Linked DNA regions of Mus musculus: region 2 is linked to region 1. A link is a contact called in ENCODE Hi-C data. All regions are on one chromosome and are shown on one strand. Each heading gives the region's core, a stretch centred on a gene start or an enhancer-like site at or near the end of the contact. The rest is flanking DNA. Distances are from core to core; before and after follow the strand shown.

The links. A loop is a pair of places that touch in the nucleus more often than their neighbours do.
Region 2: a loop to region 1 is called in a map of T-helper 17 cell, with 2.4 times the contacts of the local background. The contact joins the promoter of Fbxw24 here to the enhancer-like site in region 1. A Hi-C loop is called at or near these places in 4 of 37 maps with a recorded cell type or tissue (T-helper 1 cell, T-helper 17 cell, regulatory T cell and 1 more).

The regions. Positions count from the first base shown.
Region 1 is chr9:109,008,391-109,011,174 of GRCm38, reverse strand. It overlaps Pfkfb4 (6-phosphofructo-2-kinase/fructose-2,6-biphosphatase 4), which reads right to left. Exons shown (of 14, transcript NM_173019.5): 7 at 2,705-2,784; 8 at 519-726; 9 at 1-17. Among named protein-coding and RNA genes, the nearest start is that of Pfkfb4, 18 kb to the right of the region's middle. Within about 2 kb of position 1,399, at least 1 of the 3 ENCODE cell types and tissues checked has a DNase peak (open chromatin) inside an H3K27ac peak, as active enhancers do.
Region 2 is chr9:109,624,606-109,627,389 of GRCm38, reverse strand. It overlaps Fbxw24 (F-box and WD-40 domain protein 24), which reads left to right and starts at 1,331. Exons shown (of 10, transcript NM_001013776.4): 1 at 1,331-1,451; 2 at 2,210-2,247; 3 at 2,442-2,605. The coding sequence starts at 1,362.

The DNA.
Region 1 (2,784 bases), core at 150-2,649:
GCCAGATGCTTGGAAAACTGGAACACATTTACAGCACACTCAGCCCCACAGGTCCTGGGCTGCCTCAAGCATAGGCCCCACAGGGTCCTGACCAAACCCAGGAAGTGGGTTTAGTTTTTAAAAAGTCACACTAACTTCCCAATGGTGTACACATCCAAGTTCTGTGCCTTCTCCCCAGACCCCAGGAGCAACCCCAGATTTGTTGATCAACTGCCCCAAGGCCATGTAACCTCTTCTATGAGTCCTCGATATCCCCCTGAACCATGTCAAGGCCATAGCTGTTCAGTTGGGGCTCGGGCTGCTCTAAGGGGAATGGCCTCTGCCTGGAGAATGTTCATGTGCGTTTGCTCAGCACCTCATCCCCTTTCCCACGTTCTACACCGGATAATGACTCTCTGCCTCAACTGCACATTGGCTATAGCAGCCCCTACACACATATTCACATATCCATCCCTCTACCTGAAGGTACCGATGCACCGATGCATGCCCATGTGCATCACACACACACACACACTGACCTCCCGGCCCCGGGGGGACAGTCCAGGATCCCCACCAATCCGGCCCTTGAGGTTTAGCTCGCTCTCCCCATGCCGGCAGAGGTAGATGGAGCGGGGTGTCACATGGATGTTCATGAGGTAATAAACGATGCGACTCTGGATGTGATCAGCAACACGGTTCACCACATAGCTCTGGCCCACGTCCATGATCTTGATGTAGGACAGATCCCTTGCCAGAGAGAAGGTAGAGAGCGCCTGTGAGGGTGGCCAGGCCCTTGGAAGCACACCGGCAGCCACAGGAACTAGCTGAAAAGCCTGCGACTCTGCCCACTGGATCTGGGATCACAACACACAGGACCGGCAGCTGGTGTGAGAGTGGCAGGGGGTGAGGCAGCTGGGACACACCTCAGTGACACACATACACGTGCTGTGGGGGTGGGGGGTCAACACTCATTGTGCTAAAGGGGACAGCTAGAACAGTGGTCGGTGAAGTCATATCAGGATTTTACTGCTGCGTGTGTGTTTCCAGACCCCTTCCTGTCACCCTCTGTGCTCCGTAAGCTGAACCAGAGACAGCTGTTCCTACGGCTGACCTGGCAGACGCTGGCAAGCGCTGCACTCCCCAAAGTTCCTAGGCAGCTTTCTTTCCCCCAGAGACCCTCGCCTCCAGTCACACAGTCAGGGTCACATATACGCCAAGGAGCTACTACCCCTCCTCCTCAGGCATCCTGTGGCCAAGAAGCACAGGAAGACAGTGCTGGCCTCTCTCTCCACTTTGCGCCTGGGCGATGCTTCTGCTTAGAGAGCACATATGTTGGCAGCGGTGGGGAGGGATGACTTAGCAAGTGCTGAAGCTGGGCTGTGACTTAGCAGTGCTGGGATCGGGCTGTGACTTGGCCATGCTGGGGACAGGCAGTGACTTAGCAGTGCTGGGAACGGGGGGGTGAAGCAGCTGAGAGTTCCCGGATGTTCTCATACAAGTTCTCCCTGTCTGTACCCTTATTACCTTTACTCTACCAATAACCCCGGGAGCAACGTTTGCTGACAGGTCTAACTGGGGCTGTTCAGGGTGAGGCTCTCGTGCAGTAGCCCTGCAGAGTGACAAGAAGCAATGCCGGGGAGGCGGGGGGGGGGGGGGGAGTTGAATAACAAGGCCACACAGGGACAGGCCTAAGGGCCACTCAGCTCCAGTCTGGCTGCAGAGCCCAGCAGAGGGGAGATGTGTCAGCCCACGGGCAACACAGGCACCACCATTCTATGAGTACCCGGAAGCCGTCCCTCTAGCAGCTGCTGTGTTCCTTGGATCATATATTATACATTATATATGATCATACATTATCTATTCTTATGTAATCATAAACACCAAACACATATTTATAACCCAGCCTTTCACTTAACACTGTGCAATGCACGCTCCCACGTCTTTCTATAATTATGGTTTATGGTGACTAAGATTTCACCATGGCCTCAGTGCTATTTACTTCATTCACTGCTGCTGGTTATACTTAGGCCAAGAGGCACAGTACTGCCAACAACGCAAATGCCGCCCACAGGCTGTTTTCTATCAAGTTTTAGTGGAACACACCCATGGCCATTTATTTACAGTTTCTTTTGCAGCACAATGGCACAGTCAGTAACTGTAGCAGGGTTCCAAACCCTAAATAAACCATTCATTATCTGGCCAGTTGGCTGGAGATGTTGCTGATGCCAGCCACAAGACCCTCAGCTGGGCACCCACTTTGGAAGTGAAGGTCCTTGGCCACTCAGCACTCCTGCTTGCCATTCTGTCCCAGAGGGAGGCAGATGGACCTGACAAGTAGTGGCCATCGACTGCTGCTCATAGGCAGATCTGGCTAGCTCCTGTCCACTCCCCAACAGCAGAATGAAAGAAATGTATGAAGTGTTTGCAAACACCTTTTGGGAAGGCCTCCTGCATAGAAATTAGGTTTGATTTTATAGTGAGACAGGAGAAAGTCCCACAGGAGGTAATGAGTGTTCTGTAAGCCACCTCTAGCCAACAACTTCTGCCTCAAGGAAAGAAACAAAAGTGGTCAGACCACACCGGCCTTCTGGAGTGCTTCCCTGAGAGGCCATCACCCTTAGGCGACCACCACACGGAGCCACCACAGGGAATCACACCGAGATGGCCAAGTGGACTCCCCCCACCCCCCTCAGTGCCGCTGCAGCCACGGGGCTCTCTCACCCACCTGTCCAGGTCTTCATCCAGCGACTCATATGAGTTTTCATAGCATTCAATGCGCCTCATGAAGTCTTCGGTGGCTTCGTC
Region 2 (2,784 bases), core at 82-2,581, 620 kb before region 1:
AGACAGACAGATCTCCAAGTTTGAGGCCTGGATTATATATCAAGATCCAGACTGGTCAGTCAGGGGTAGAGAGTGAAAACCTGTCTCAAAATCAAATAAAGAAGAGAAGAAAGAAAAAGAAATGAAAGAGAGAGAGAGAGAGAGAGAGAGAGTAAGAAATGAAGAAAGAGAAAGAAAGAAAAGAAAAGAAAAGAAAAAGAAAGGAAAGAAAGGTGAAAGCTGAGAAAGTGAAGCACAACGAGGTCTCTGGCTCCTTTCAGGGCCTGTACTGTGGCCTGAGTCCCCTCTGCAGGCTGCTTTGGTTTTGCTGGTTGCAGTCGCTTCACGTTCTAACATCCAATTATGTAGTAACAAATCCAATGGTGGGGTCTGCAGTCCTCAAAATTATTTTCAATCTGAATCAGTAGAGAGCATAATTTAAACTGTGTCTCATATAACCATTTTGTATGTGTGTATGTCTAAGTATGTATATGTGCATATGTCCATGGTGTATGTCTGAGTGTACTCTATTGTTGTGCTGGGTTCCTTGGGTTATTGTCTTAAAGGATAGAGTAGCACAGTTACCAAAGGTCCAGGACCTAAGCTCTACCTGTGGATGACCGTCTAGAATGAAAATTCATTCTGATTTCTAGTTAGTAATATACTCAGCATGAGTAAAATCAGCATGACACTTTTACTCTTTTTATGAAACAAAGTCTCATTCTTTAGCCTTAGGCTGTCCAGGAATCATGTTCAGTACATGTAAAAGTGCCTATATGCTGCAGTGCACATGAGCATCCATGTGCAGAGATTAGCAGTAAATATTAGGTGTCTTCTTTGTTGCCACTGTCTAATAGAAATTTAAGTACACAAGCACATGCTCTCAGAGGCTGTGCAGGCACAGAGAGGTGGGCCCTGCTGATCTAACTCAGGTCTCAAGGTAGACATGAACATGGAAACCAGTTTCCCTACACCAGGAATTTGGAGAAACCTAATGGACTTCACATAAGCAATTGAACCTGTTGACAATTAGTGTGTTACTCGGGATTTTCTAGAAGGTTCTGAGAAGTACATCATCAATCAGGGCTGCCCCAGATCATGTGCTTTTGGTCTCCACAGTACCAGGAAGGGGTTGTTGAGCTCATCTATGCTATGAAAATCACTGTGGAGTGAGTTAAGGTGTGAGCACTCTCAGCTGAGTGCATCTGGCTGCAGTGAGAGGGGAAGGGGAGTCAGGCTGAGCGTCTACACAGCTGCAGCTTGCTCCAGTCAAATCCTGATGAACTATGGTTGGCAATCCTGTGAAATCTTTGGCCGAGTCTTTAAAATCAGATCAAGCTGGGAGGAGAAAGGAGAGTCAGTGTGGACTTAGGCCACTGAAGATGGAGATCCATTTGTCTAGTTTCCCTATGATGGAAATCTTCTCCTATCTAGATGCCTACAGTTTGCTACAGGTTGCCCAAGTGAACAAGGTAAAAGCTCCTTGGCTGAACTCCTCTATTCGGTGCACCCTACATGAGGCCCTTTGACCTTTCCCACTCAGTCTTGCAGTCTTAGATACCCCAGCATCACACTCAACACAGCCTGCCTTCCTTCCTTCCTTCCTTCCATTCTTCCTTCCTTCCTTTCCTCCATCCCTCCCTACTTAAACTTACCTTATTCAGACCTGTCAACTCAGCTCTGACATGTAAGTTTCTCTGGGACTCATCTGCTTCTCTTGACCAACAGGAGCTCCATCCTACAGAATAGCAAACAGATATATCTAGCGGACACGGGTGAGCATTATCCACTCTGAAGACCTCAAATCTGGTTAAATGAGTCAGGAGTGGTGGTTTAGGACTGTAATTGAAGCCCTTGTGAGGTAGAAGCAAGATGATCAGGAATTTGGGGCAAACTCAATGAAAGGAATTTAAAACCAGGCCAGGCTACTAGAAACCTTAATTCACAACAATAACAGTGATAATAGCATTCTGCCAAAAGAAACGAACAGTCTTCCCTCCGGAGATGTGCTGCTGATGCTTGCCATTCTTGAGACTCCATGTCAGACCTTTGAGCCTGGCCCTCCTTCCTCTGAGCCCTCACAAGGTGACTTGTGTTGGCTGGGGTAGGTCTCTCCATGCTGAGAGCTAGGACTCTGTTTTATTAACCTGTGTAGGCCTAGCCCAGAAAAAAAATGAGTACAGGAGAGGGAGGTGGTTGTTGGTTTAAGGAATTTTTTTCTCTCTCATAGAACTGGAATGCACTTGCAAGCAATGATTTCCTGTGGAGGTAAGGAGAGGGGCAGGGTGGGATGGGAGGAGGGGACAAGATGGGGCAGAGAGGGAAGAACAGGCCTTCGGATTCTGGGCCTGGACCTCTGCTGCATGAGGATGGTTAGTGAATTTATGTTTGCACACTGTAACCATGGCTCTAAAGTAAGGTGACTGGGGTCAGCCTGATGGAATTGCAACTGTGTATTGCAGGAAGTTGTGTCAGGAAAGATGGCTCTTCTGTGACATGGTTACCCTACAGCTCCTGGGCAAAGAGACATGGAAACAGTTCTTTGTTTACCGAACATGGCAAGAACACGTCAAGTCCCGGGCAATTCCAGAAGATTTCACTTACAAGGAAATTCCTTTGGAGTGTGGTATGGGCTTGAGGACCTAGGAGAGACCCCACTTGGTTTTTCCCATTCTGTGCAGTGCTACATTCTCATTTAAAAGAGGAAGGGAATTGTAGTTTAACAGGATGGGGCAGCTGTGCTAGCACAGCCATGGAACCAGTCTGTGATCTGCTGAGTGGTTGCTCAACATCTTCAAACCAGCC